2 separate regions of the Homo sapiens genome follow, and region 2 is linked to region 1. A link is a loop called in an ENCODE intact Hi-C map of the cell type or tissue named here. Cell type or tissue: GM12878. All regions are shown on one strand. Links, peaks and the distances in the headings refer to the core of each region. The heading gives the core; the rest is flanking DNA. Region 1 holds the start of LOC101927949 (a long non-coding RNA gene). Region 2 overlaps FLG2 (filaggrin 2).

The links. Hi-C counts contacts between places; a loop is a spot of excess contacts. Peaks named below come from ENCODE experiments on the same cell type or tissue, not always from the same donor. Only the 100,000 strongest peaks of a DNase experiment are listed, where the experiment ranks them.
Region 2: it touches region 1 in a loop (3-fold over the local background); 25 of 110 quality-filtered maps call a loop at or near these places.

Annotation. Positions count from the first base shown.
Region 1 is chr1:152,043,402-152,059,956 of GRCh38, reverse strand. It overlaps LOC101927949 (a long non-coding RNA gene), which reads left to right and starts at 10,070. Exons shown (of 4, transcript XR_922147.2): 1 at 10,070-10,141; 2 at 11,523-11,684; 3 at 12,049-12,135; 4 at 12,220-12,668. RefSeq lists enhancers at 7,257-7,306, 6,859-7,415, 9,796-10,357, 11,544-11,863, 11,236-12,435. In GM12878, for the core only: a CTCF peak has its summit at 7,219 (motif pointing left); a DNase peak (open chromatin) is centred at 7,215.
Region 2 is chr1:152,337,180-152,353,734 of GRCh38, reverse strand. FLG2 (filaggrin 2) reads left to right here. Exons shown (of 3, transcript NM_001014342.3): 3 at 1-5,000. The coding sequence ends at 3,125. It overlaps CCDST (cervical cancer associated DHX9 suppressive transcript), which reads right to left. Exons shown (of 8, transcript NR_186765.1): 6 at 15,646-15,746; 7 at 12,525-12,648. Among named protein-coding and RNA genes, the nearest start is that of FLG2, 15 kb to the left of the region's middle. In GM12878, for the core only: CTCF peaks have their summits at 5,077 and 6,408 (motif pointing right); a DNase peak (open chromatin) is centred at 6,444.

The sequences.
Region 1 (16,555 bases), core at 6,207-8,706:
AAGCCAAGTGAGAGACCCGAATCCTGATCCCAGCAATTATGCGGAACACCAAATTAAAGAGCAGAAACCAAATCCCAGGTATGATGGGAGAAGTCGGGTTAGAGAACAGAGACCAGCTCCAAGGTAAAATGAAAAATTCCAACATAGAGACTAGATCTCCACACCAAGGGATGATAGAAGAAGCCAAGTGAGAGACCTGAGTCCTGAACCTGAGATTGATAGGAGATGCCATATGACAGACCTGAGCCTAGAACTCGATAATGACGGGGAACACCACATTCAAAATCAAATACCAGCTCCAACAGAAAATCAGGGGTGCCAAGTGAGATCTCAAATCCCAGCACCAAAGGAATGATGGGAGAAAACAAGTGAGAGACCTGAGCCCTGGACTCAGGAATGATGGAGGACACCAAATTAGAGAGCAGAGAACAACTACAAGAGAATATGAAGGATTCCAACATAGAGACCAGATCTTTGCACTAAGAGATGTTGAGAGAAGACAAGTGGGAGATCTGAGCCTCGAGTCCAGGAATGATAGGAGATATCAAGTGAGAGACATGAGACCAGAACCCAGGCATGATGAAAGAAACCAAGAGAGATCTGAGGCCAGACTCTAGGAATTATGGAAGACACCAGGTAACAGACATGAGACCAGAACCAAGGTATGATGAAAGACAAGAGGTTAGAGAGCAAAAACCACCTTCTAAAAAGGATGAGGGTCATCTTAGGGGCAAAAATGAGAGAAACTCTGGAAAAGGCATATCTGTGAGAGAATTTGACCATGAAACAAAAGAGCAGCTGTGGAGAGAAAAAGATCAAAAGTATTTCCCCAAGCAGGAGGAAGCTGAGCTTAGAGATTTAGATCCTTAGGAATTAGCATCCACCAGAAAAATTGGGCCAATAACTTGTGAGGTATACTTTTTTCCCAAGAAGAAAGGTAACTGGTTATGCTATTGTCTTCATGATCCATCTGAAACAACAAATACAGAAAATAGGCTCAATTATACAGGTTTGGAGATGTGTAAGAATCACAAGAATGGGCAAGTTATTGCTGCTACCTAATTTGGGATCCAGAAGAAGACTATGTATACCAGGATGAGGAAGGAACATAGGAAGATTATGCTCACGACCAGCAGGATGATGTCTATCATATTTGGAAATCTAACAAGCACACTAGATCCTCTGAGGATGAGTTCTAAAGTGATATCCAGATGCTACAAAAAATTTTCACCTCCCCAGTTGGCTGAGCTGATTGTCTTAGGCATTCTTGGCTTTTTCTTCCTCCATAAACCTCAGACTCTATCTATCACAGGTCCAATTCTTCAACTTTTGGTTTCTGGGACTCTAACAGTTTTTAGGAATGGCTTATGGTGAAAAGAAAAATTAAATGTTGTGTAATATCCTTCAGTAACCTGTGATTTTAATATCAATAAACTATAACTCTCTCTAGGCTCTTCTGAAAGACATTTCAAATTGTAAAGCCAAATTATAAACCTTATAAAAAGTACAAGAAATAGTTACTAAGCATTAATTTCCCCTTGGTCTTCTTCTAGTCTCAGATTGAAAACTGAGATAAAGCATCATTGTCATGGCCTCTAGAATGAGGCTTATCTTTCACTCATAAAACACATATTTTTATCCGTCCATTCAATAATATTCATATTCACATTTACCTATTGGAGCCCACAAAAAGCAAAAACAAGTCCTGGTTTGTGCTTCTGTGAAAGATACCTCTAAAACAAAATCTCTCCAGTTAAAAGTCAAAGGAGGGACAAAATAGATTGCACAAATGCAAGCAAACAAATACAGCAGAGGTTGCAATATTAAGATCTAACCAATAGAATTCAACATAAAAGCAATAAGTGAATCCATTCTTATTATCAAACAGTACAATCCACCAGAAAGATAAAACTTAAAACTGTCATTCAATCATTCTACAGCTATTTATTGAGCAACTATTATGTGTCAGGCACTATCCTAGGTGTTGAGGATAAGCTACAAACAGGACAAAGCCTTCCCACCATGGAGTTTACAGTTAGGGGGACAGTAATGTGTCAAACATGCCCAACAATCTGGGATCCAAATGAAAAGAAAACCAAGCTAGAAATACAAGGAGAGACTCACAGAAAAACAATAGAAGAGGGGACATATGTCTCCATCTTTAGCAGGAACATAAAATAAGTTCATAGAAAATTTGTTTAAAATTGTCATGAAGAACATGGGCTTTGTGGGCAAACCAACCCAGCTTGGATTTGTGGCTCCATGACACTCCTTTTATGAGGCTGGGCACGAAATCATTTTAAATACTAGTTTCCTCATCTGTAAATGGAAGTGATAAAAATAATATTACCTACTGAGATAATGCATTAAATGCTTCATACAATGCCTACCATACAGAAAGATAACTCTAAATATATGTTAGCTAATATCTTTTTAAATATTTTTATGTAATATATATGAACTCTATTCACTTTAGAAAACACACATATTTTTAAGTAGCATGAAAGATTCTAAAAACTGATCATGACACAATTAAAACTTCAATAAATTCCAAAAAGCATGCCGGGCATGGTGGCACACGCCTGTAATCCCAGCACTTTGGGAGGCTGAGGTGGGCAGATCACTTGAGGCCAGGAGTTTGAGACCAGCCTGGCCAACATAGTAAAACCCCGTCCCTATTAAAAATACAAAAATTAGCCAAGATCACACCACTGAATGCCAGCCTAAGTAGTGGAGCAAGACTTCATCTCAAAAACAAACAACAACAATTTTTTTAATTCCAAAAGCATACATAATGCAAGTAACATGTTTGATAATAATGCAATAAAACTAGAAATTAATAATAGATGAATATATCAAAAATACTTGAAATTTTTAAAACACTCCTAAATAACTCAAGTTTAAAAAGAAAGCAAAACTGCAAAAAAGACTGCATTTTTTAAATAACAATTAAAAGTCACTAAATATTAAAGTCTAGAGCTGCAGCCTTAAACACTTTATTTACTAAACAAGAGGGAGTAAATAAGGAATAAACTAAGTATTCAATTCAATAAGTTAGAAAACTAAGACACAAAACAGACCTAAGAAAAGCAGGAAAATGGAGTATTAGTTAGCTTTTGGAAAGAAGGAAATCTGGCTGGGCTCAGTGGCTCACACCTGTAATCCCAGCAATTTGGGAGGCTGAGGCAGGAGGATCACTTGAGGCCAAGAATCTGAGACCAGCCTGGGCAACATAGGAAGACCCTGTCTCTATATAAATAAATAAGAAAAGAAGGAAATCCTGCCATTTGCAACAACATGGATACAGCTAGAGAACATTACAAATACTGTGTGATTCCACCTATCTGAAGTATCTAAAATAATCAAACTCACAGAGGCAGAGAATAGAATGACGGTTGCCAGGGGCTGGGAAGAGGAAAAAATGAGGAATTATTTTCAATGTGTATGAAGTCTCTGTTATGCAAGATAAGTAAGTTCTACAGATCTAGGTAAAATATAGTACTTATAGTGAACAATATGGTATTGTACACTTTAAAATACATTAAAAGAACATTTCTCATGTTAAGTGTTCTTACCAAAAATAAAACACAAAAGAAAGCAAGGAAATTTTTGGAGGTGATGGATATGTTCAGTGTGGTTGTGGTGATGGTAATCACGGTGTATGCATATGTCCAAACTCATCAAGATGTACACATTAAATATGTGTGTTTTTAATATGCCAATTATACTTCAATAAAATTTGTTTAAAAGAAAAGCAGGAAAAAGAAGATTTTTTTTAAGTAGAAATTCAAGAACTAGAAAACAAGATATTGTGGCCAAGTCGTTAAGGCAATGGACTAAAACACAGAATAGCCATGGAATCGATGAACAAGCCAAAGAACTCAAGACATTTAATAAACAATTGAAATAATTAACAAAGAGGAAAAGACTAGCTAGTTAGATAGATAAGTAGGTAGATATAGATGATAGATAGACAGATAGATAGATAGATACATAGATACATAGATAGATACATAGATAGATGTCTATATATCTACAGATAGACACATAGATACCAAAAACATTTAGCTATAGGTACAGAAGAATAGACTTGTAAAAATTATTCTTAGAAAGATAGAACAAACACAAGGAAAGAAAAAGTCTGGGGGGAAATGGATGATTTTTTTAGAAAAATTAATTCAAAAGAAGTATAATCATAACCAATTTTAAAAAATTGTCAAATAACTACCCTCTTACCCTTTAAGCAAGACAGTTTCACAGGTGAATGTTTTCAAACATCCACGGAACAAATCATTCCTACACTATTTAAACCACATCAAAGAATACAAATGTCAAGAAAGATTTACAGTTTTTTCCAAAGGTAGCACAGCCCTAACATCAAAATTCCAAAGCTCCCCAAAACTATAGATCAGTCCTACATATAAAGATAGATGAAAACCCCTGAACAAAATACCCAAGAGCAGTTTTTCTTTTCACTTGGATTCCATGAGCAAACACTCCATGCTACCACATATGGTTCATTTCAGAAAACCCCAGTTCTCTAAAAGAAACCCATTCATGCAACTCATTCTGAACTTAGCAGAGGAGAAAGCCTGTGCAATTATCTCTATGGAGACATGGAATTTTAAAAACACGTTATATGTTTTAATTTAAAATTATGAAAGCACCAGGTGTGGCAGCTCACACCTCTAATCCTAACACTTTGCGAGGCCAAAGCAAGCAGATGGCTTGAGCCCAGGAGTTTGAGAACAACCTGGGCAACATGGTGGAAATCTGTCTCTACAAAAAGTACAAAATTTAGCTGGGCATGCTGGCACGAACCTGTGGTTCTAGCTACTCAGGAGGCTGAGGTGGGAAGATTACCTGAGCCTGGGAAGGTCGAGGCTGCAGTGAGCCATGGTCGCACCACTGCACTCTAGCCTGGGCAACAGAGTGAGACCCTGTCTCAAAAATAAATAAATAAAATTATGAAAAGAGAACTCTACCTAAAATCAACAATGGTAAAACATAGCACTAATTTTAAAATTAAGAAATTTCCTTCATTCCACAAATATTTATGCAGCACCTACCATGTGGCAGACAATGGCAGGGCACAGGATACACAATGATGAAAGAAACAGCTTTGCAGCTCACAGACTAGTGAGGATTGCCATTAAGATTATAAACTATAAGAGTTATGCAGGAAAAGAGTGGGCACTATAAAACAGAAAAACAAGGAGAACAAAATTCAGACTGGAAAAGGGGATAAGAGAAAGCCTGTCTGAGGATGTAATATAAGAACAAGGATATGCTCCGTATCCACAGGATTTTTCACTAATGCTGAAAGAACAGAAAAGAAATAAATTAGGTACACAAATTAGAAAGGAAGAGGCAAAATGGTCATTGTTTAAGACACCAGTATTTCTACCTAGGGCATCTAAGAGAATTGACTGAAAAGGTATGAGATCCACAAAGTTTAGTAACAGGTAGTTATAGAACAAACTTCCCTCAGAAAAGTAACTTTCTTATATATCCATAAAAACCTAATAACTAATATCAGGGAAAGATTCTGCTTATCACAATAGTAACAACAACAATATAATATGCCCTTAGGAGTAATTAATGTGAAATGTGCCTCTGATATAAAACTGGTTTGAAGAACATAAAGGAAACCTGATTTATGTTTCCTTGTTCTGTTCACAGAGCCACCTTCTTCTTTGATGGGAGAATTCACCATCATAAGGATATCAGTTATCCCCTTATTGGTCTATACCTTGAACAGGAACTGTATAGAAATGAAGTGTTTGGAACTGTATAAAAATGATTCTAAAATTTATCAGGAAGACTACATAGGCAAGAGTAGTCGGGACAATTTGGGGAAAGGTGTCAATAAAAGGGCTCATCCTATTGTATATTAAAAGTATCCTAAGCTAAAGTCATTAACATACTGTGATACCGGTGGTAATAGGAACGAGAGGAAAAGTCAGTGGAACAATTAAAAGGCCAGAAACATATCCAAGTCCAGCTGTGAGAATTTAGTATTTAATGAAGGAAATATTTCCAAATCTGGAGGCTCACTCTTTGCAGAAGCTTGGCTGGAAAAGAAGCGGGAGACCCCACACAGCTAAACAGAGTCAGGGTAGGGGGAAGGCTGGCGGGCTGGCTTAGGGCTATTTGGTGAGAAGAATGCAATACAGAGCAGAAAGCGGAAGATGCAGGAAACCAAGAGGATCATTGACGAATGAAGAATGAGGAGCTAGGTGGGAGGGCGTGGGGTCCAAGGCCCCGGGGAGGAGCAGGTCCCCTCTGCAGTGGGAGAGGGAGTGCAGATGGCGAAGGTGCGGACAAGGTTGGATAAATGTGCTGCGCAGGGGCAGGGAAGAGCTGGAGGAGTCGGCGCCTAACAGCTGTCTTCCCTGTGGTAGAGCAAACAAGGCCATCTGCCGAGAGACGGAGCAGTGAGGAACATGCTGAATCCTGAGGAGAAAAACACCCGAGTCGCCCTGAGACTTGAAACCACACTGGATGGCAGCTTTATTCCCCCCTCACCCAGCCCTCTCATGCCTCCATCTGAGGACAAGCCCAGCTTCAGACTTTTTAAGTCTCCTCCAAGTTACATGTGTGACAACGGAGTAAAATATATCAACCTGCATTGAACAGAACCCAAGAATAAGAATCTATTCTATGTCCGTCATTGCAATAATCTTCTGTAGAAGCTGAGGGAATGACATTAAACCTCAACTCGTTGAAGGAGTTTCTGGGGGTTTGGGGTTGGTTTAGTTTGGTTTTTGAAACAGGGTCTTGCTCTGTCGCCCAGGCTGGAGAGTAGTGGTGCTCTCTAGGCTCACTGCAGCCTCCACCAGGGCTCAAGGAATTCTCACACCTCAGCCTCCCGAGTAGCTGGGACCACTGTCACCCACCACCACCCCTGGCCAGGAGTTTCTAAAACACAAGATCACTTCAGGTGCGATCTTGTTCTCTCCTGTATTGCAGGAGAGTTGCAAGCATTCGTTCCGTAGATATCGTTACTCTAGCTAATGTATCCTAACTTCTGTCCCTGTCCGTGCTATGCAAACCTTTTCCCAGATGCTCCACGAAATCTGTCTTCACCAGGCCCAGCCAGCTCACCTGCCATGTAAGTAGCCACTCAATTCCTCATTAGTAGCCATCCGGAAAGAACCCGGTGTTGAAGATGTGCGGCCCTCAGAACTTCTTTTTCATGGCTTGTGCGCCACCTGGTGGTGACTGACTGCAATGTCTCATGTAGACCCCGCATTAGGCAACAGGGAGTGGAGAAGAAACCTCACTTCACCGCCCTGGCCTGGACTGATGGTGAGGGGAAAACACAAGGTCTTGGAATTTCTTTATTTTTTTTTTAATTGAGGCAGGATCTCACTGCGTTGGCCAGGCTGGTCTTGAGTTCCTAGGCTCAGGCGATCCTCTTGCCTTGGCCTCCTAAAGTGTTGGGATTACAGACATGAGCCACCACACCTAGCCGCTTCTTGGAATTTCAAATAGACAGGAGATTCTGTCATTCTCATGTTCATCTGTAACTTAGATTTTAAGGCAAAGAATGCTGCACAATCCCCGAACTCAGTTCCTTTGGGGATACAGGGTGGTGTTCCTACTGCATTGTTAGATTGTAAAATTGTAAGAGGCATCATCAATTAAAAAGAAGCAGTTGAGGGCAGGGGGTGACTATTACGTTAAATGAACACTTCAATTTTAAGACACGCCTGGATTTCAGAAATGGTAAAACATATGAATAAATGGGTATTAGAATATGGCTTTCATCTGTGAAATCTGGATAGGAGTGCAGTGTCTGCTACATGTTTATTTCAGCATCAATGATTCTATATTATAGCTAGCTTTGGTGAGCAACTATTTCAAAAATCGCTACCCAGAGGAGTCCTGCCAGCCATCCTGCTGAAAAAAAAAACAGAAAGACCAAGAGAGAAACTGTAAGAATAGGCTGGGCGTGGTGCCTCACACTTGTAATCCCAACACTTTGAGAGGCTGAAGTGGGAGAATCACTTGAGCCCAGGAATTCAAGACCAGCTTGGGCAACATAGTAAGATCTCATCTCTACAAATAATAATAATAATAAATTAGCCAGGCATGGTGGTGCACACCTGTAGTCTCAGCTACTCAGGAAGTGGTGGAATCGCTTGAGTCCAGGAGGTCAAGTTTGCAGTGAGCCATTATCGTGCCGCTGCACTTCAGGCTGAGAAACAAAGCGAGACCCCCATCTCAAAAAAGCTGTAAAAATAATTTGACCTTCCATTAATGGAGTTGTGCAGAGCCGACAGTTGGCAGTTCATTTGCTAGCGACCAAGATTGTAGACTGAGAATGGGCTACCAACTCCAGCCTTTGCTGAGCGGGAACCCACGAGCCAAGAATGAATGCCCCTCCCCACCCCTCCCCTGCCACAGGCACAGGCTCAGGCGTGTGCTTAAGAAAGGAGGAAATGTTACTATAATAACAAACTGTCTCTTCTTACAGAGTAGGACTGCCCAGAAAAATGTCTTGACATGAGTTCAGGGTGGAGGGTGACACCCAGAGGACTCACACAAGCAGTGAAAGATGACTGATAAACTGCTAGTCATGGGAAGAGAGGAATCTGGGTTGCTGGACAGGGGAGGAAAAAAAATAAGGAGGAGTCCACAGGTGGTGGAAGGCTGTGTGAGGTGTGATGTGACCCTGCCCAAGACTCCCAAGTCTTTAACACACACACATACATACATATTTGCATGGTTTTTTTTTGGTGGGAATCTAAGAGAAGAGGCTTAATTACCCATGTCAAGCAGGCAGATAGACCTCACTGGAAGGAGACAGCCGTGAGAATGTGAACCCTGGGGACCCACTGAGATCACCCAGAAGGACTTGGAACTTCTATTGGCATGGATTTAGTGTGGGGATGATTCACATTAATTTATTTACTCTTGAGAGCCAGAGAATCTCTGGATCACACATGGGTGATATATAGCATGGGCTTTTGCAAACTCTCATCCCCCTTTGACTTGACACCTTTAAGCCAAAACTGACCTGCCCATGGATCAAGCACTCAACAGCACTGCTGATACTAATTGACAGATATGGCTGGGACCTTCCTCCCTGCTTTCATCCTATTCCAGTTCCTCCTGTCTGTTGGCCCTCAGTTTGATCTCCTTGTTCCAAACACATTTCTGCCTCTTTGATCTGGTGTGGTATTTTCCCCAGCTCTGACTCCAGTAGTCCCCTATACCAACTGAAGCTCAACCCTCTGATCCATTCTCTAAAGGCCTAGTGTAGCTAAAACCACCTTACCCTGAGGGGGCTCTAACTCCCAAAGCCCCCATGAAGTGGAGCAGGGAGTTGTGACCCTATAAAGTACTATTCTATCAGTCATACCAAAGAGCCTCACCATGGGCTCTGGTGACCACCTCCCTCATAATCCCCTGTTGGTTAGTGAGAATTATTAACATGCAGACTCTTGACCTCCTGAATCAGAGTCTCTGAGTGTGGTGTCCAGGGACCTGAACTGTTAACAAGCTCCCAAGGTGAGACTTGTGCACACTAAAGTTTGACAACCACTACCCTAAACAAGCATGATATTTTTTAATGTTGACACTTGCACAGTGAGGTACGGGATGCTCTTGGTCAATTTAACACTCTGATAAAATAGATTCCAATTACACCATGAAACCATTAAAAATGACAAGACAGAAGAATATTTAATGACATAAAAAGGTATTTATAACAAATAGTTATGTTAAAATAATCAAGTCTTATCCCACTTTAGAGTAAAATCTGAATGTTTATATGCACATAGAATGCAAGTCAGGAAGAACGTAGCTGGAAAATTAACCTGCATAATAAAATTGTCGGTGCTTTATTTTTTTTTTCTATCTACATTTTCTACATTTTTGCAACATGTACACAAGTACATGTGCATATTGTAATGTCCACGGGAGCGAGACTTTGTTTTACCGCTGTTGTTGTTATTGTTTTCCGTTTACTGCAGCACTTTATTTTTCCTTATATTACAACGTGTTGCTGAGGCTTCATGATCTCACATAACAGTAAAAACCAAAATCTGTTCTCATGTTTAGTTGTGCAACAGGAAGAACTGCATCACAGAATATTTTGCAAGAACCTGAATCATCCCATTTGGCTAAAAAGGTATGATATTATTCTTCATCTCTTATAATGTTTATGCACTAAAATTTGCTTGATAACAGTTTATAAGTGGACTAATGCTAAAGACAGGTGTGTGTAACAGGGTGATTAGAAAAAAATAGATAACACAGACATAAAAGCATTCACTGGATCGGCCATTTTAATTAATATTTGTAAATCCACAAATGAAATATTTCGCAATTATGGAACAAAGAAGGTGGTCATCATCTCTTTAACAAAATTATAAGCCATCAAAGTTTTTTAAAGTATTGCATTTGAACAACGCAGATGCAAGAAGAAACAGAAGCAATGCTGAACTAGAACCTATTACAGGTGTATTTGAAATCTGGAGTCAGCTATTTACAAAATGGATATGTGCCAGGTTCATGCATGACAGTTGATGAGCAGTTAACTGCATCAAAATACACACACACACACACACACACACAAAATAAGCAAATATGTGTGTAGCTTCAAATCTAGGAAAATATGGAGTAAAAATTTGGGTTTGCTATATCTAAATTCTTATTATTTCTTTTTTTATTTTCTTTCTTTGGTTTTTTTTTTTTTTTTTTTTTTTTTGAGATGGAGTCTTGCTCTGTCTTCCAGGCTGGAATGCAGTGGCGTGACCTCAGCACACTGCAACCTCCACCTTCTAAGTTCAAGCGATTCTCCTGCCTCTGCCTCCTGAGTAGCTGGGATTACAGACGTGTACCACCATGCCTACCTAATTTTTGTATTTTTAGTAGAGCTGGGATTTCACCATGTTGGCCAGGCTGGTCTTGAACTCCTGACCTCAAGTGATATACCCACTTCAGCATCCCAAATTTCTGGGATTACAGGCGTGAGCCACCACACCCAGCCTATTATTTCTAATACAGTTTTTTTTTTGTTTTTTTTTTTACTATTCTTACTTCTACAAGTTATTTACAAGATGAATCAAAAGATAGATGATAGATAAATAGACAGATACAGATAGATAATTAAAAGCGTCCATTGGACCTAAATGGTAAAAGGTGATTATTTTTCCTGGTATTCTGAGGGTTAAGGCCTCACATGATTCCTGTAACTCTACAAGTTACTTATTAGTTGAGTAAACCTGAAAGAGATTAAGAATTCGGTGGCCTTTGTGAGGCACTGCCCCACCCTGCCCACCAGGCTCTGCCGCTCCATGGCAACTCCAGCCAGCTCCTCCCTCCCCCTGCCACCAGCTGGTGAAGTCACCAGAACTGCCACCCTCGGGCATTGTGGGGCAATGAAGGTGGGTGGAGGGAATGAGGCACCACAACAGTATTTCCCTCTAGCAGCTCCTGGGACTGGGTTTTCTGGCATTTCTATCTCCCCCAAATATCTGTAACAGGCGGTGTTCATATCTCTAAATCAGAGTTCTGGCTGCTGAGGTAGCAGGACTGAGACCGGGGCTGGACCCTGACTGAGACCCAGGAGCCAGCAGCCTCTAGCCACTCCAGTCACAGGCACAGCCCAGGGACCCACCGCCACGCCCTCCTGCAAGATAAAGGAAGCAGCAACTCAGACATCAGGGTGGGTGAGTCACTTCCTGGGCCGTGGCTCAGGGCCTCCACTCTGCTCCAGGCCTAAAACGCCCTTTCTGCTCAGATCACAAAAACCACTCGTTTCCTGTCCACAGCTAGATTTCTTTACTGGCCAGCCTGGCTTGGAGGGAGGTGCAGAGCAGCCAGTCTTAGAGAGGGTACGTCAGGACTCCTCCCTACTCCCACACAGGCGACCAGATCCCGAGGCTGCAGGCAGAGTGTGCCTTTCTGCTGCCCAGCGCCCCCACAGGCCCAGCAGCACACACTGTGATCTTCAACCTGCTTTATTTGTTTCAAGTTTGCCGTTTAAAAGGCAACTTGCTCTAGAAGGGCATTTGCTTTCCTCTCTTCCTCTAGACACACCCACCAAAACACAAGGAGAGGCCCTGAAAAGTAACTGGAAAGTCACAGACCGTTCTGGCAAGTGGAGTTGATGAGAAACAGGTAATTCCTGCTCGTGGGGCTGACTGGTTTTCTGCTTTGGCTCCCAATCAAGAGGTGACTAAACACAGAGGGGAATTTTACCAGGCCCCAGAGACTCGGATTGGAGCGAGAGAGTTCCATGGGCTCAGCTGGGAAATGAGGCACAAGGAGCCAGCCCCAGAACAGAGACCCCTCCAAAGCCAACAGCTCCAGAACCGCCTCTTGCCACAACATTCAATGCCCTGGCTTTGATGTTTTGTGTCTCTTGCTGACTCACAAACTTGGGAGGTAACTGGCTTTCCCTATCAAAAATTACTAACCCTTGAGGGGCAATTTCGCGATAGCTGTCAACATTTTCAATGTTCATAATCTGGACACCATTGATTCTGCCTACTTTCAGGGGTTTTTCCTCAGATATGCCCAGACATACACAGGATTTCTGGATCATTGATTAGGGAAAAAATGATGCCATCTAATTGTCTTTCATCAAGAACCCACTATTTGGCTGGGTGCAGTGGCTCACACCTGTAATCCCAGCACTTTAAGAGGCTGAGGCGGGCGGATCACTTGAGCTCAGGAATTTGAGACCAGCCTGGACAACATGGGGAAACCCTGTCTCTACTAAAAATACAAAAAATTAGCCAGGTATTGTGGCACACACCTATGGTCTCAGCTACTCGTAGGCTGAGATGGGAGGATCACTTGAGCCTAGGAGGCAGAGGTTGCAGTGACCCGAGATCGTGCCACTGCACTCCAGCCTAGGTGAGAGAGTGAGACCCCACCTCAAAAAAAAAAAAAACCTACTATTAGATATTTGATATTCCACCTGTATTATAGAATACTATGTAGTCGTTAAGAAGGTAGAGGCTGAGCACAGTGGCTCCCGCCTGTAATCCCAGCACTTTGGGAGGCTGAGGCGGACGGATCACAAGGCCAGGAGATCGAGACCATCCTGGCCAACGTGGTGAAACTCTGTCTCTATTAAAAATACAAAGAAAATAAGCTGGGCGTGGTGACACACGCCTGTAGTCCAAGCTACTCAGCAGTCTGAGGCAGGAGAATCGCTTGAACCCGGGAAGTGGAGGTTGCAGTGAGCTGAGATCATGCCACTACACTCCAGCGCGATACTCCAGAGCGATACTCCGTCTCAAAAAAAAAAAAAGGAAGAAGAAGAAAGTAGAAAGATATGCACTGGTATACAGATCACTAAGTGAAAACAAAGCAAGTGGCAGATGAGTGTATACAGTGTGACTCCATACTGTGTACATACTCAAACAAAACAACAGTCTTTTAACAACAGAGACACTTTCTGAGAAATTTTGTCATTGTGGAAACATCATAGAAACCTAAATAGTATAGCCTACTACACGCCCAGGCTATATAGTATAGTCTGTGGCTCCTAGGCTCCAAAGCTGTGCAGCATGTGACTGTACTGAATACTGTAGGCAATTATAACACAATGGTAGGTATTTGTGTATCTAAACATAGAAAGGTACAGTAAAAATATGGTATAAAAGATTAAAAATGCTATACCTGGCATCACATGGCATCAGCTGGACTAGCTCCCCTGAGGCTGGAGGATCCACTTCCAAGATAGCTCACTCATGTGGCTGTCACTTTGGTGCTGGCTCTTGATTCTCTTCTACTTGAGCTTCCTCACAGCATGGTGGATGGCTTCCATGAGTGAGTGTCCCAAGGGAGAACCAGGGAGACATCATCTCACCTTTTAACATCAAGTCTGAGAAATCATGTAGCATTATTTCTGAAACAGTCACAAGCCTACCTAGGTTCAAGGGGGAAAAATATAGAACCTACCTTTTGATAGAAAGAGTGTGAAGGTCACTTTGTAAGAGCGTGTGGGAGGCAGATATTGTTTTGCCCATTTGGGGAAAATACAATCTACCAAGCTCCCACCCCAAACAATTCATCTTAGCTAATTAAGGTAATTTCATCCCTTTGGCCAACAATTGGTTCAGGGCTAGGCAGGACTGAACAGTTTTGGGCAGTGAGACTCAAGAGAAGCTTGCTCAGGGTTTTTGAGAAAAAGAAGTTTCTCCCACTTGAACAAGGAAATACATGCTCCTTATGTGCCACCTGCTTCTGGTGGCCATCCTATGATTACAAGGGAAATGTGGATCACGGGATAAAAAGACTGAAGAGCCTTGTCCCTGATGACATCACTAAGATGCTGAATCAATCAGCCCTGGAGACTGCTCTGTCCTGGGACCTACTTTTATGGAGAAAATAAATAATAATTTTATGAATACTGAACCCTATTTGAGTCAAGTTTCTATCCCTTTCATCCAAAATCTCCTTAACTTACCCAGTTTCTTCCTAACATTCTTAACATTGCTGAGCTAACCTGCCCATCCTCAGGCCTTCCAAGAGCAGGAGGTGAGGTATGGGAGCCAGGGAAAGGTGAAACTAGAGGAAGTCTTATCGCACAAAAATGATAAACCATCTAAAAAGACCACAAGAACCTTTGAATTCTTCATTTGTCACATGAAAGTCCTCATGCCTGGTACTAACCCATCATGTCCTTGCCCTACACCCAAAGTATGAATAAGAAGAAGGTCGTTAAATGCCCTCTAGAAGGTGGGTGGTGCCACTAACAAAAGGTAGGATGGAGATGCTGGAGCCTGTCGTTAATGAGCTGACAGCCTAACAGAAAAAAAAAAAAAGGCTATAATTCAAGATTCACTGTATTACACATCAAAAGAAAAGTACAGATACAGTGCTATGTATCAATGAAGGATATCAATGAAGAGACAGATGTTTTTAGTTGGAAGAGATGACTGAAAGCCCCACGAGAAGATGCTTTTTGAGTTGAGTCTTCATAGAGCTAGAATTTGGATATAAGAAGATGGGGAGAACATTCCAGATGGAAGGAAGGAATCACAAGAACAAAAACCAATATATGGGAAACTGTGAGATTCCTAAAGGCTGGAAGATATTCAAAATGTGACCCAGCACTGGCCAATTAGAACAGTTACCAGTCTGCAAGGCTGAAGAAAGTCCTAGAGACCCTCTGTCAAGCCATGCATTAACCCTTATGTTACCTGGTTATGGGAATTGGGTGGACCAGGAGAGGGACTGGAGTGGCTGGAGCTTCAGGTGGGTGGCACTCAGGGGTTTAAGCAAGAGGCTATTTAGCAAGTGATAGAGAAGAATTTCAATATTTTAACAACCAGCGTGTGGCACCAGTTCTTACTAGTGAGAACCGGCTAAAAAAATCAACCCTGCCTACAGGAAACAGTGAAAAGTTCCACTTCACTAGAGTTCACAGTGAATGAAAGGAAATAATGAAAAAATAGCTGGAATTAGGCCACGAAGGAGTTTGAATTCCAAGATGAAGAATTTGGACAAAAAAATTAAGCAATACAGATCCACTGAGAATATTTTGATGACACATTCAGATCACAATGGATTGAACATGGATCTGACATGGTGTGGCTTCCTCAGAGTAGAAATTTAGCATATATGTGACAATTTGCTGTGGGTCATTGTGAAAGAGAAAATTTCTCAGGTCTCCCTAACTACAGTGAAGACCTAAAAAAACTATAAGGGAATACTTTAATGACTTCCAACCATCAGCATGAAAGATGTCTAGAAGAAAATGAAGAGAAATGTAAATGTGTGCTGACAATGGCAGAAAGCAAACAGTTAACTCCCATCAGCAATCACAGGGACTCGGCTGCTCCAAGATGCCATCCCACAGAACACCTGAGAGAGCTGAGGGCCAGGAATTAGAGCAGAGGCAACAGGAAGTGAGAGGCGCTTGAAGGGATAACAATAATGACCCTCCACATTTGCAAAGTGCAATTTACAAGGCACCCTTTCTTTTAATCCACACGGCAATACTGCGAGTAGTAATTAACATTTGTATAACACTATACCATTGAAAGAGCCCTTTTATATTCATTATTTCCTTAATTCTCCCCGTCTTACACCTGAGAAAACTGAGGCCATTAGAAAACAGCTTATCTACTAGGGGAGAAAACTGGAACTCAAACTCAGGCCTTTAGATTCCTTGTCCAGCATTTCCATTTACGCTAGTGTGGCCTCAGGGACTCTGGGGTTATTTCTTAATCTTACAAATGTGGCCTCAGTGCTCCAGGCAGCAGCTGTAGGTTGTAAGAGAAACCTAAGTATCTCCCCTTACCGTTCTCCAAGGGGTAAACCTTCTATCCCAGGACCTAAATAGAAATAGGCTCACCCTAGAGACCAGGTGCACACCTCCTGGTGCAGAGGGCTCAAGCAGTTTCTGGAAGGATCCCATCCCATCCCTGTTTTGTTCATCAAATTAGATCTGGGAATCCTTAAAGGCAAGAATCATGACTTTTTGAAATCTTCATATCTTCAGACCAGGATGTGGTACTTAACAAATACTTGTTGAATAAAAATGAATATATACTCCAGCCTGGGCAACAGAGCGAGACTC
Region 2 (16,555 bases), core at 4,955-7,454, 300 kb before region 1:
CTGACAGTGAAGTGCACTCAGGGGTCTCACATAGACCACACTCACAAGAACAAACTCACAGCCAAGCTGGATCTCAACATGGAGAGTCAGAATCCACAGTTCATGAGAGACATGAAACTACTTATGGACAGACAGGAGAGGCCACTGGACATGGCCACTCTGGTCATGGACAGTCCACACAGAGAGGGTCCAGGACAACTGGAAGAAGGGGATCTGGCCATAGTGAGTCCAGTGACAGTGAAGTGCACTCAGGGGGCTCACACAGACCACAATCACAAGAACAAACTCATGGCCAAGCCGGATCTCAACATGGAGAGTCAGGATCCACAGTTCATGGGAGACACGGAACTACTCATGGACAGACAGGAGATACCACTAGACATGCCCACTATCATCATGGAAAATCCACACAGAGAGGGTCCAGTACAACTGGAAGAAGGGGATCTGGCCACAGTGAGTCCAGTGACAGTGAAGTGCACTCAGGGGGCTCGCACACACATTCAGGACACACTCACGGCCAAAGTGGATCTCAACATGGAGAGTCAGAATCCATAATTCATGACAGACACAGAATTACTCATGGACAGACAGGAGATACCACTAGACATTCCTACTCTGGTCATGAACAAACCACACAGACAGGGTCCAGGACAACTGGAAGACAGAGAACTAGCCACAGTGAGTCCACTGACAGTGAAGTGCACTCAGGGGGCTCACACAGACCACACTCACGAGAACACACTTACGGCCAAGCCGGATCTCAACATGAAGAGCCAGAATTCACAGTTCATGAGAGACACGGAACTACTCATGGACAGATAGGAGATACCACTGGACATTCCCACTCTGGTCATGGACAGTCCACACAGAGAGGGTCCAGGACAACTGGAAGACAGAGATCTAGCCACAGTGAGTCCAGTGACAGTGAAGTGCACTCAGGGGTCTCACACACACATACAGGACACACTCATGGTCAAGCTGGATCTCAACATGGACAGTCAGAATCCATAGTTCCTGAGAGACATGGAACTACTCATGGACAGACAGGAGATACCACTAGACATGCCCACTATCATCATGGATTAACCACACAGACAGGGTCCAGGACTACTGGAAGAAGGGGATCTGGCCACAGTGAGTACAGTGACAGTGAAGGGTACTCAGGAGTCTCACATACACATTCAGGACACACTCATGGCCAAGCCAGATCTCAACATGGAGAGTCAGAATCCATAGTTCATGAGAGACATGGAACTATACATGGACAGACAGGCGATACCACCAGACATGCCCACTCTGGTCATGGACAGTCCACACAGACAGGGTCCAGGACCACTGGAAGAAGGTCATCTGGCCACAGTGAGTACAGTGACAGTGAAGGGCACTCAGGGTTCTCACAAAGACCACACTCACGAGGACACACTCACGGCCAGGCTGGATCTCAACATGGAGAGTCAGAATCCATAGTTGACGAGAGACATGGAACTACTCATGGACAGACAGGAGATACCAGTGGACATTCTCAATCTGGTCATGGACAGTCCACACAGTCAGGATCCAGTACAACTGGAAGAAGGAGATCTGGCCACAGTGAGTCCAGTGACAGTGAAGTGCACTCAGGGGGCTCACATACACATTCAGGACACACACACAGCCAAGCCAGGTCTCAACATGGAGAGTCAGAATCCACAGTTCACAAGAGACACCAAACTACTCATGGACAGACAGGAGATACCACTGAACATGGCCACCCTAGTCATGGACAAACCATACAGACAGGGTCCAGGACAACTGGAAGAAGGGGATCTGGCCACAGTGAGTACAGTGACAGTGAAGGGCCCTCAGGGGTCTCACACACACATTCAGGACACACTCACGGTCAAGCTGGATCTCACTATCCAGAGTCAGGATCCTCAGTTCATGAGAGACACGGAACTACTCATGGACAAACAGCAGATACCACTAGACATGGCCACTCTGGTCATGGACAGTCCACACAGAGAGGGTCCAGGACAACTGGAAGAAGGGCATCTGGCCACAGTGAGTACAGTGACAGTGAAGGGCACTCAGGGGTCTCACACACACATTCAGGACACGCTCATGGCCAAGCCGGATCTCAACATGGAGAGTCAGGATCCTCAGTTCATGAGAGACACGGAACTACTCATGGACAGACAGGAGATACCACTAGACATGCTCACTCTGGTCATGGACAGTCCACACAGAGAGGGTCAAGGACAGCTGGAAGAAGGGGATCTGGCCACAGTGAGTCCAGTGACAGTGAAGTGCACTCAGGGGTCTCACACACACATTCAGGACACACTTATGGCCAAGCCAGATCTCAACATGGAGAGTCAGGATCTGCCATTCACGGGAGACAGGGAACTATACATGGACAGACAGGAGATACCACTAGACATGGCCAGTCTGGTCATGGACAGTCCACACAGACAGGTTCCAGGACAACTGGAAGACAAAGATCTAGTCACAGTGAGTCCAGTGATAGTGAAGTGCACTCAGAGGCCTCACCCACACATTCAGGACACACTCACAGCCAAGCCGGATCTCGACATGGACAGTCAGGATCCTCAGGTCATGGGAGACAGGGAACTACTCATGGACAGACAGGAGATACCACTAGACATGCCCACTATGGTTATGGACAATCCACACAGAGAGGGTCCAGGACAACTGGAAGAAGGGGATCTGGCCACAGTGAGTCCAGTGACAGTGAAGTGCACTCATGGGGCTCACACACACATTCAGGACACATTCAGGGCCAAGCTGGATCTCAACAAAGACAGCCAGGATCCACAGTTCATGGGAGACTGGAAACTACTCATGGACAGACAGGAGATACCACTAGACATGGCCATTCTGGTTATGGACAATCCACACAGACAGGTTCCAGATCTAGTAGAGCAAGTCATTTTCAGTCACATAGTAGTGAAAGGCAAAGGCATGGATCAAGTCAGGTTTGGAAACATGGCAGCTATGGACCTGCAGAATATGACTATGGGCACACTGGGTATGGGCCTTCTGGTGGCAGCAGAAAAAGCATCAGTAATTCTCACCTTTCATGGTCAACAGACAGCACTGCAAACAAGCAACTGTCTAGACATTGACAGTTATTTTCTAGTTCTGACCTTATAGTATCCAAAGCAACTAAAAGAACAGGAAGACACAGTTTAAATCATGAACAGTCAATGGTAAGTTATGAACATTCAGTTGATTCTCAGTATCAGTCTCGACCTATTATTATAAGAAGTCAGGAATCTAGTCATGGACATTCTATAGTAACTCATAAACAGTCAAACAACACCTATGTTCAACCTGGATATAACACAGCCAGAAGGGAGGGATGTACACATAGCCAGTCAAATGACCACCTTGGATTTGGCCATGGACAATCCATATCAGTTCATGGCCATTCAAAATCTAGTTCAATCAGAAAACAGGAATCCCATACTGATAACAAAAAGCATTCAGAAGATTGGGAGAAAGACACTCATGAGCAATTAGGATCTAGGCATGGGAAGTTAGAGTTCAATACAATAGGTATACATGGATCTAGCCAGCAACATTTCGGAGATACAACTTTTCATGGGCAGGTAAGATCCAGCACAGGTTTTGCCAGATAGGTATTAAGTCATGGGCCATCAAGAGATGCCTAGGGTCAGTCTGGATTCAGTACCAATGAAAGACAAGTATACAGCCATGGCCAATCAAATGATAGTTATGAGTAGTCAAATGACAGCAAAAGTCAAAGATACATTTTCAGTCACTTTCTTGACAGCCAAGACCCTGCAGGAATTGAAGAGTATAGGTATAGATATTCATCAAGCAGTGCAACCATATGCAGTGGGGGAGACAAAGGCAAGAGTCAGAGTCAAGTCTGTCAGGAGGTATCAGAATATACGGTGAGGATGTGGGCAAAAAACAAAGAGGCTCTGAGGCCAGCGGTTACCATACAAAGGAAAGAACAGGCTCTGGTTCCTTCTGCTTAGATAGCAACACCCCACTCTATGAATATGTCCAAGAACAAAGGAGTTATTACTTTGAATAAGAAGCCAACATAAACTAGCCCAAGATAAGAACTAACCCAGAGAAGAAATGAGACACATACATGAAATTAAGGTATTTAACATGATCTCCTCTTTTGGTAGTAAGGGTATATGTCTGTTCTTTCATTTTAACTATAGTTCTGTACTATATTACTTTTGTTTGGTGCCAGGTGTTTTTGTAAGGCTCCACATTCATTGAACTCCTTGGTTAGAAAATAGTGAATGAGGCCGGGCGCGGTGGCTCACGCCTGTAATCCCAGCACTTTGGGAGGCCAAGATGGGTGGATCACGAAGTCAGGAGTTCGAGACCAGCCTGGCCAACATAGTGAAATCCCGTCTCTACTAAAAATACAAAAATTAGCTGGGTGCAGTAGCGGGCACCTGTAATCCTAGCTACTCAGGAGGCTGAGGCAGGAGAATTGGTTGAACCCGGGAGGCAGAGGTTGCAGTGAGCCGAGATCGCACCACTGCACTCCAGCCTGGGTGACTGAGCAAGACTCCACCTTGAAAAAAAGAAAGAAAGAAAATAGTGAATGGAAGAAAAAGATAAACACCATTTGGGGCTATATTCAGAACTATATAATAAAGAGAGATTTGTGTGGTTGGGAATAAAATTAGGTTTTAAAAAAATTTCCGAATTTCAAAATTTGGATTTTCCAGATTTTGTTTTAATTAATTATTGACAAACCTATCCAAGGAGCTAAATGACGTGGTTTAGGAGCCAAAACGTCTCTAGAAACATTATAACACATCCCATCCTGAACAAAGAATGTTGTCATAGTTTCCCACATGAATATTCAGAATATTTGCATCTTTTTGTGTCACTACTGGAATTCTGTACAATTATATTTAAATTTATTGTCATGGCCTTCTGGATATAGGATCCAGAAAATTGTACTTCATAAAAATTGGCAATAAACATTTCATCAAGTTATAGTTTCTCTTCTCTTTCATCTCCACAAACACATAGTTTCCTGCCATGGGATCAGATGCAGTTTTCTTCCACCTCCACACAGCTAGATGGCAGTGAAGCACTCAGGTACTAATAATAAGGACTCCAAAGAAGACAAAACTCAACCATATCTGATCTTTTCCTCAATCTAATCGCTGTCCAATGCTTCTGTAAAGCATTTACAGAAAGGCTTTATACTGATGAGTTGACCTCAGATGTTCTGGTTAATCATGATCATCACAGCAATTATTATCAAACATAATCCCAAGAAGCTACTTTCTAAGACAACCCAAGCTCTGGAAATAAGAATTATACACCATGGATTTTCTCTGTCAAAGATATTAATGGAAGAATCACTATCAATAGAAGCTAATTGGGTCCAGAGGTTTCCAGTAGAAGAAAAACAGTTAAAAATATATTATTCCTGCCTATAAGGAGAAAATACATGAATTTATTATGAATAGTGAGAGAAGTAATGATGAGTAGAAGAATTATGTACAAAATGCACTATCCTCAGTAGAAAGTTTACTACTATAAAACCCAAAGAAAATGTGCAGACTGTCAGAACTAGTAAGAACTTTAAAGATTACTTCCTTAATTTGGAAGTTAAAATAAAAAAGCCAAGCACACCGCATTTAATTAAAAGAGTGATAATTCTCACCATTAAATTTGGTGCTATCCAAATTTATCCTCTTTTCACTCAAAAATCAAGCTACTTTTCCTCCACCTTCACTTTTGGAATTCAAACTAAACTGAAATTCATCAGTGAGTGTTCAAAATCACAAGTCCCTATTAGAAGCAGAAGTTACATGAAAACAACAACAACAACAAACAGGCTCATTCTTCTGATTAGACTCAGAATATATCTATCTAATCTAGTTTTTAAATTGTAATATTAAGAAGGACTTGTACTTTATGAACTTTAAATCGTACTATGTAATCAACATAACACTAGTCTGTTAGTTTGCTAGTGAAAAAGCTACTGTTATACTATTAATGATACTCAGCAAAATTACTGTGTATATAGGAGTTAACGCTAGTAACCAATTCATACCAATCTATCTATCACCATTTATTCACTGAATATAAATACTAATTATCAAAGAACAATTAGAAATTTAAATTTGATATTTAATCTCTTTCTATTATAGATAAAGTAAGTCTATACCTATAATAAAAAGAGAAATCCATAGATTTTTATCCTACCTCTGCACAGCTAGATGGCAGTAAAGTAAATCTATGGATTTACTTTATTTACAATAGAAGAGATTAACTTGCTAATTGGAAGTGCTGCTATGACCAAGGTATAGGTTTCTGATTCTCAAGCCAAAGCTCTCTCTCGTGTCAGGGCGTCTGCACTCATTCCATACATCTGTAATTCCATATTCTACCGCTAGACGGCGGTGAAACACTCAGATACTAATGATGAGTCCAAAGAAGGTAAAACTCAACATCTGATCTTTCCCTCAATCTAATCACTGTCTAAAGCATTTACAAGAAAGAAAGGCTTTATTCTCTAAGTATACGTTTACAAATGTCTAAAGTTTCACTGGTATCCTGAATAAACGTTAATGTGCCTTTATTGTATGTGTGTGTAAATATGTATATGTGTATATATAAATATATAGGTTATGTACATAAATGACCCCCATAATCCCTTAACCACACCCATTTGAAATTTAAATGTAATATATTCCACATTGCTAAAACTCTCAATAATATGTTTTAATCAAATAGGGGGCAATTGTTCCTTATAAATTACACCAGAAGTATTAAATAACTCAAAAAGAGTTACACATCTCCCTTCTAAGATAAAAGGAAAGATAAAAATGAGACATCAGGTATGGTCTACAAAGAAAAAGTTCAAAACTGGGGTGCCCCCATGTGAAACCTCTGTGAACAGTTGAATTTCTTAGATGCTAGAAAGAGAAGTGTCATAGGTACATACCGTTAGATATTTCCCCTCTACTACCATCTGTGTGCTAGCAACCTGTAGGTAAAGCATTTCTGTGCCAAGAAATACCCAGTGATGTCAAACCATGGCTGAGACTGTCATGGAGAGTACATGGCACTGAAGAGGAACTCTGGGTGGCCAAAATGGGAGGAAAGAAAGATAAAATTCCTCTTCTTACAAACTTTCTAGATAAAGATGACCTTTGGATGAGGGAAATTGAAGGTCAGTTTGTAGCAGACACACTGCATGCACTTGCTGTTCTGTTAGAGTGTAATACATAGTCCCTGTGTTCCAAGAGTCCTTGATAACCAGAGAAGACTTTCTAATACTACATGCTGAGTACAACCTTTGTGGAGCACTCTAACACAATCAAAGGTGGGTATGTAAACTGTGGGGAAATGAGCAAGAAAAAGTAGAAAATCTTTAAAAAGTAAAGATTGAGGCAATTCTGGATTTGGTTGGAAATTAATCAAGCGAGCAGACAGAAGCTTCCTCTCTAATAATGATTTGACACAATTAAAAGGCCACTAACTCAGGCTTTGAAACTGGTTTTAAGCAACATCTTACTGAATCTTTGGAAAACATGGTAAGTGAAAGTGAGTGAAACTCTCCTTAAAAGTGCATAGAATTACCAGTAGAAGTTCACAAGTATATTTTTTGCATTATAAAGCCATCTAACACAAAGAAGTATGAAATTTGCAAGGAAAAACATGTTCATTTTCTAAAGATTGTTTAGATATGTTAAGTTGTCTCATATTATTCTTTTCATTTCCCCACAATGTACAATTAATAAAAATCTTATGTTGTCTTACTTTCTACAAATAAAGTGCAGTAATTAGGAAAAGGATGAAATGGAGGAACAGCCTCTGGTTCCAAATCACTTAGATGTGTTTCTGGCTTTACCACTTTCTCTAGAATTAAAGTTTTAAGAATTGGCAGGTTATCCGTTTTTAATTAGAACATAGAAATGAAGGGTGGGAGAGGCAGTTTCCTATACTGAGGCTATTAGAGAAGAGGAAATATAGAGAGACCCTAAAATTCACAAATAGGGTGATCTGCTTTGGCTACAAGAACAAAATTTAAGGAGCTCAAGAACTTACATACAAGTACAGACAGATTATCCCTAGCTTAAAGTCATTACTTCAAGATTCCTCTGAGGCTGATTAAGAAACAACAACAAACAAAAAAATCTGTATCAAATCTACTGGTTGCTGCTTTCTAAAACTTGGTACAAAATATTCAATATTTGTGTTATTTATTCCACTCTGGATTAAAAAAAGAAAATTAAAATTTACTGAATGCCTACTCACTATGTTTCAGACACTTGCTCTAAAACAACCTTGCAAGTAAAAAATTAACCATACCTTACAGACAAAATTGAGGATCATGGAGGTTAAAAAAAAATCCTAACAGAGAATACACATCAAATGTTACTTTCCCTCACTTTCTTTCCTCTAAAAATCACTTTATGCTTCCTCTTTTAGAATCAATAGACTAGATAGGTAGATCGATGATAGGTGATAGAGATAGATAGATGACAGATAGACTAATAGATAGATAATAGACTTCAAATATATTTTTAAAATTTTTAAATGTTAAAATATTCTCCATACCTCACTCAGTAGTATCATTCTTTATTTTTTGTCAAGAGGGCTTTAATAGGACAGTAGTTCAACCCTTCTTCTTCCTTAAATTCTCAAGATGACATTTTGTCAGCTCTGATGTTGTTTGTTGCCTTGCTAGGCTAGCTGAATGTCTTAAAAACCAATCAACCAGTAAACAAATAAAATCATGTCTCATCCAAACTAATTTTTTTCAGGTAGCATTAAAAAATGTATTAGAGCCTGCAATTGTTTCCATTTGGTGCAATTTCAGAGGCTAGACAAGGGTTATGTTTTCTCCCAAAGTGTACCACATAGGCTCTAGATTTGAATATTTGCAGATTAGGGGAATACCCAATAGGCTTCATTTTCCAGCAACATTACTAGTTCCTACTGCCAGTTCCTACTGCTCTTTTCTTTACAATACTTGCCCCATTCTTCCTAATACCTTTCCTGACTAGTTTTGTCAGGGCTGAAAGAACAGATGGTTGAGCTCCACCTATGTGTGACCAAACATTCATATTTCTACAGCTCTCCTGCAACATATAATCCAAGAATGTGGGCTAGGCTGATTAGTAATCTCTCTATGATTATTTTAATGACAGAATCCAGATGATGCAGATAATATGGGTGTTGTCAGTGCAACATTAGGGTCACTCTTTCACTCATCTATTCATTGGAGGGAAGTTAATAACAACTTAAATGACAGATAATGTACTTGATACTGAAATTAGAAATAGAAGACATTGTCCCTGTTCCTTTCTTTATATGTTCATCAAGGAGACCAACATATGAGAAAACAACAGATATGAATGCTGTGGCAAGTACTATAATAGACATGATCAAATAAGACATAATCAAGGAACTATTATTGATCACGTCAATTATAGCACTTGCCACAGTATGATCAGTATGCGAAACTGCCTCTCCCACACTTCATTTCTATGTTCTAATTAAGAACTGAAAATTTGCCAATTCTGTTTAATTCTAGAAAAATTTGGTAAAGCCAGAAACACATCTAAGTAATTTGGAACCAGAGGGTGATCCTCTGTTTTCAGTAAAGTGATCAACTAACCCTGATTAAAGGTGAAGAAAGGATTCAGAGAAATCTTAAGGAAAGAGGAGAATTTGCAGTGGGTCTCCAGAGATGGTCAGGAGTTATTCAGGTTTATCTGAGGAGACTAACTACTCCAGGCTTTTGTTAAGTGTACGTAAAGTCTTAAAGTAAGAAAGACCATAGTGAGCTCAGGGAACCTGAAAATAATCCAGCATAGCTAAGACATAGGTTGTATGTGGAAGCATAGCAAGAAATGATGTTGGAGTAATAGGCATGGGAAGACTGTAAAATGAAAATAAAGATAAGTTTCTTTGGAATCTTTTGTAGCAAGTTAAATATGAATAAAAATTAAGATACTATGGAAAATTGTTAACTTTTTATTTAAAATTGCATAAATGGTATGATTCCATTGTGTTAAATAAATTTTGTCTAACTCTCCATCCAGCTGCATACAAAGAAATCTGAAATAATGTTTTCCAGAAGTTAACACTGATTATTTCTATATGATGGAATCCGTGATGATTTGTTGCTGTCTTCTATTACAATTTTCTGTATTGCTTGACTATTTTATAATTAAGGAGCATTCATTCTTTCAAATTTAAAAAGTCACTAAAATAAAATATAAACGAACGCATATGTTTACACTCACACAAAGTATAGACAGAGAGACTTCGGAGCAAAAGAACATGATCCAGATAGACAAAGAATAATTCCTGCTCCAGGGAACTGGGAAAACAAGGTCATTCAGGCAAACAAAGAGAGGTCAGATCAAGAAGAAATGTGTCGTCAAAGTCATACAATAGAGCGAGACTTAAGCTTAGGTTATTCTGCTGGAAGGAGGCAAAGTGTTAACACGATCAGAGAGTACAGTTAAAAAGAAGATCTAACTGGGGTGGAGATCCAAGCATTTTTATGAAAAACTCCCAAATGGAATTATTTTGTGTGGCAGATCTCCAAGCTTTGGTCAGCATTTCTGGCATATAGGATCAGTTTTCTATTATGAATTTGGCTCTTGTCAGCCTTCTAGCTAAAAAATATGATTGCAAAAAAGTCCATTTCACTTAGAGAAAAAAGTTAAAAGTTATTCATAAAAACAAGAGATTGAGCATGATGACAATGTCCAGGATGAAGGTAAACCATAGTTTTCTCCGTATTTTTTATCCATTTAATGAACAATTATTTCTACAGAGAAGTAATTCTCAGTAGAATCAGCAGAAGTGATTCTTGAGGATTTCTGCCTCAAGTCCCCTTTTTGCTCTTAAAAATTACTGAGAAACATGAAGAGCTTTTGTTTATGGGGATTATGTCTACCAATATTTTCCATATTAGAAACTAAAACTGAGAAGTTTTTAAAGTATTTATTCATTTAACAAGTCCATTACATATTAACATACCATATTTTTATTAAAATGTAACTATTTTTAGAAAACAATTAATGAGAAGAGTGGCATTGTTTTACACTTTTGAAAATCTCATTGATGTCTAGCTTAATAGAAGACAACTGGATTATAGTACCTAGTTCTGCCTTCCAGCTGTTGTGACATCACACATCTAGAAAACTCTACTGGATACTTGTAAGAGAATGAAAATTAAAAAGACAAATAATATCTTAGTATTATGATGAAAGTAGTTTTTACTTCACATGCACCCCAAGACTACATATTGAGAACCATGGCTATAGAAAATTCTAGTAAGACCTTTAAAAAGTGTAACTCTATTATTTTTTGCAAGGTCTTTAATAAGCATTCTAGGCCTTGGACCCTCTAGGTGAGAAAAAAAGATAAAAAGTGAGGAATATGAGGCCAAATTTTGGAAGAAACTAACATTGATTGAATGCCTATCATTTTCCAGGTTTTGGACAAAGCTGAGTTTCTACTGGTTTTCTCAGAACTCAAAGAATTTTCCAGCCTTAATCACTGACTATTTCAAAGTTTATCACCTTCCTCCAATGAGCTAAAAAAATCACAGGCCTAGCCTACTGGCTTAGGGATTTAAACTTGCTGTTGTAACACCAATAAATTCCACCTCAGCTCTTTTTTTAAAAAATTATCTGTTGTTTGTTTACTCTGTGCCAGACAGTGGTAAAGGGCTTTACATGAATTATTCCATTTAATAATCATATTAACTTTGGTAATCAAATATATATTTTATAGTTGATGAAACTTGATAACTGTTTTTTGTTTTGTGTTTAGGAGTTTGATAAATGGAAAGAGAAACAGGACAGGGCAAAAAAAGAGCCTCAAGCCTCAAGGATTACTTTTAACAGAAGTTCACAGCTGAAAGGTCACTGAAGATCATCTAGGTCAATGGCTCTTAACCTTTTGCTGTTTTCTTGTTCCGGAACTATTTGAGCATCCCTCTCCTAAATGCCCTTCCCCTCAAAAAAATGCGGAGACCCACTTACAAATGTTTCCTTATAATTTCAGGGACTTTACAGACCTTTCAAAGTACACTCATAGATATTGCCAGGTTAGGAACCCCATGATATTCCCTTTATATTTCATCTGAAAAAAGTGAATTCCAGTGTCACACAACCAATAGATGTCAACTGTTAATCAGAACAACACTGCATACCATATCCCAGACCAGGGCTTTTCCTACCACCTCATGTTGTCTTTTGGAAATAGAACCAAAGGGAAATGGGTTAGTGTAGGTGTAGCGGAAGTTAAAGGAGGACTTAATATGAGAGCCCATCTTTTTAAGTGTTATCAATGTTTTTTCTTATTTTTTAATATAGACACGTTACATAAACATGCACCAGGTATGGTGGCTCAGAGGCCATGGCAGAAGGATTCCTTGAGGGCAGGAGTTTGAGACCAGTCTGGGCAATGAAGTGAGAACCTGTCTATACACACACAAAAAAATAAAAAAATTAGCTGGGTTTGGTGGACTGTACCTGTTGTCCCAGCTACTTGGGAGGCTGAGGTGGGAGAAGCACTTGAGCCCAGAAGTTGAAGGCTGCAGTGAGCTATGATGGTGCCACTGTTCTCCAGCTTGGGCAACAGAGTGAGACCCAGTCTCTAAATACAAACAAACAGACATGCAAGCCTGCTAGTAAAATAAGCCAATATATTACTGTAAATAAATAAAATTGTCATCAAAACTATTCTCCTATTAATTATATGCATGAAAATTACTGAACACATCATTATTAGTTCATACCATGCATTCATTCAACAAAAACATGCCGCAAATAAAAAACGTTTTAAAAATTGATTTTAATTATGAAATGATACAGAAATATATTCTTCCTTTGAAAAATTAGAATATTTGTAGATATATGCTACAGCCTCCTCTGACCTTCATCCCAAATCCAATAACTTCTTTTCTGTACCCAGGAATAATCACTGAGGAATAGGGCTTGATTCTTTCCAGAAAACTTAAAGATATTTTTATAGACATGTGTGTACACACAGAAAACACCTAACATTTAGTGTACATTTTTAAGTGGTATGTTTAAGTGAGAATGCAGATATCTCTTCAACACCAATTTTAATTCCTTTGGCTATACACTCAGAAGTGAAGTTGATGGCTCATATTGTAATTCCATTTTTTTTTAAAGACCCCCATACATTTTCCAAACTGACTCAGACAACTGGTCATCTTAACATGCTGTATTTCACAATTTATTCAGATTTTCTTTTATATCCTTTTGTAAGTTTTTTTCCTATAAAAGTATTTCACTTTTTCATTAGGTTTATTTGGGGGTTTATTTTTGTTGTTAATACAAATGGAATTTTTCTATCATATTTTTGAATTGGTGATTTCTATTGTATAGGAAGCTGTGAACGTATTCATTCTGATTGTGTATTTGACTATCTTGCTGCACTCTTATTATCTTTGAATGTTTGTCAATTAATTTTGGGGGGTTCATTTTGTCTGAAACTGATGAACAAATTATCTTTCTTTCAACATTGATTCCACATTTCTAAATTATTTATTGCGGTAAGATACACATAATATAAAATTTATCATTTTAATCATTCTTGGTGTACCATTAAGTAGCATTAGTACATACATATTGTTGTGTAACAGTCAAAACCTTCCATTTCCAGAAATTTTACATCTTCCCAAGCTGAAACTCTGTATCCATTCAACAATAATCCTCCATTCTCCCTTTCCATCAGCAGCCATCATTTTCTTTTCTGTTTCAATGAATTTGACTACTCTAGGTACCTTATCTAAGTGAAGTCATACAACATTTGTCCTTTTGTGTCTGGCTTCTTTTGCTTGGCATAATTTCTTCAAGACCCAACTGTGTTGTAGCATGTATTGGAATGCCATTCCTTTTTAAGGTTGGATAATATTTCATTGTATGTAAATACCACATTTTGTTTATCCATTAACAAAACGGACATTTAGGCTGTTTCCACCTTTTGGCTATTGTCGATAACACTGCTATGAACGTGGGTCAAAAAGTATCTGTCCAAATCCCTGCTTTCAATTGTTTTGGATAACTACCCAGAAGTGGAATTGCTACCTCATTTCTTATTGATTAGGACTATCTAAATATTAGTACTCATAGTAGGCATCCTTGTCTTCTTTCTGACTTCAATGACATTGTTCTAATGTTTCAGTATTTGAAGTAGAGTATAATGTTTGCTATAGATTTCTGTTAGATAGCCAATATCAGATTAAGAAAGTTCCCTTCTATTCCTAATTTGCTGAAAAGTTCTACTACAAATGAGTTTAAAATTTTATCAAATGTCTTGTTCAATCTACTGAAAGGATTATATGTTTTTTTCACTTATTTTTAAATGATATTAATTGATTTTCAAAAGTTAAACAGATCTTGGAATCTTTTGGTAAACTCTATTTGGGAAATAAATTTGGGACACTCCTGGAATTGATATGCTAATATTTTATTAGGATATTTGCATTCTGTGTTCATAAGTGAAATTAATCTATAGTTTTATGTTCTTGGGCTTTCACTATCTAATTTTTGTACCTGACAAAATTGGTTGGGAAATTTTCATTCTTTTCTGTGCACTGGAATAGTTCATGCAAAATGTGGATTTCTTAAAGGTTTGGTAGATCTAGCTAAAACTAGTGGGTGGGCCTCCTGACTTTGGAGTTTGAAACAGTCAGTCTTTCATGGTTGAAAATAGAAAGTCAGATATAGATTCCTTGGCAATTGACATTTTCTTACTAACTTATCCATTTTGTGTTGATTTCAACATTACTGGTACTTAGTTGTTTATAATATTCAATTTTTTCAGCTTTTTGAAGGGATAACTGACAATAATATTCTATTTTTAAATCATTAGTTTATCTGTAGTTATTTTTGTTACTTTTTACTGCTCTTTAACCCTTTGCAAAAGGTTGCAAAATATATTATGCCTTTAATTACCAAAACACTTTACCTTTAATTCTATTTTAATCTGCTGTTAACTGCATTAGTGTTTGCCTGCCATATCTTTTACATCCTTCTCTTTTAATCTTTACTTTGTCATTTGTTTTAGGTGTGTTTTTAATAAACAATATATAGTCAAATATGGGTTGTTTATTTATTTAATTGGAGTTTATCTGTTAATAGAAAAAATCAGCCAATCATTGCCTTTAAAAAAAATTTAAACAACCTATAGAAAAGGCAAAGTATGAAACAGGATGGCAGAAATACTATGTTAGTTAAATGAACATAATTAAAATAACATAATTTCAAAAATGTAAATAGCCTAAACTAATGAAATAACAGAGACATTTATAGTTGATAAAAACTACAAAAAAGATTCAACATGTTGTCTACAAAATACATGCTTAATAATTATATACATATTATATATAATTACATATATAATCATATATAATTAATTCAGATTGATAACAGGATGCAAAAACTATTAAAAATCACATAACCTATCTTTAAAATTTGTCACATTAATATACTAAAAAAATTAAAATAACATGTTCATCTCAATGCAGGAAATACATTTGACAAATCTCAATGCATATCAAAGATAAAAACTCATACTAGAAATAAATGGAAATTTATTAATATATCAAAAAATACAGTATACCTTATAATTAATGAAGAAATCTTAGAGGCATTCCCTTCAGAAACAAAATCAGGAGCAATATCATTATTAGTGTTTGCCATAGTGGGGTGCCCTGCCCTATGCTATAAGGAAAGAAAGAGAAATAAATACATTGGTAGAAAAAAAAAAAGAAAACAAATGACATTATTTGCAGGTAAGATAATATGACTCTCTAGCTAGAAAAAAGCACCTAATCAACAAAGTATTACAACTAATAAGATAATTCAGCAAGTTTATCAGAAACAATCAAGTTACAAAAATTAAAAGCACTTTTCTCTCCAACAATAACCAATTACAAAATGTATTTAAAAATAAGATATCATTCAGAACAGCAACAAAAAATGTTAAATAACTAGAAAATAATGACAACATATAATACTTCCATGGAGAAAATTTTTAAATCTAATAAATGACATAGAAGATTATCTGAATAAATGGAGTGACATTCCATATCTTGGGGGAGATGACTTAATATTATAAACATGTCAGTTCATATTAATCTATACATTCAACACAATCACAAATACTTCAAAATATTTGTGTTGAATTTCTTGAGAAGTTCAATAACCTCAAGTTTTTATGGAAGAATAAAGATCCACGAACAGGTAAGTCAACATTTCAAGAAAAAGGCAAAGAATGGGTACTTGCCCTTCCAAGTATTAAGACATACTACACAGTCAAGTAATAATAACAATGTGATATTATTGCAATGACAAAAAGATCAGTGAAACATGATAAGGAGCTTAGAAATTAAGTATGTTTATATGGGAACTTAATATATAGTAAAGTGGGTACCATATATCAATGGGAAAAGGGCAGATTAATAGAAGGAGTTGCAAACCTGGCTCATGCCATAGATAAAAACAAAATTGGATATTTACCTAAAGTCACA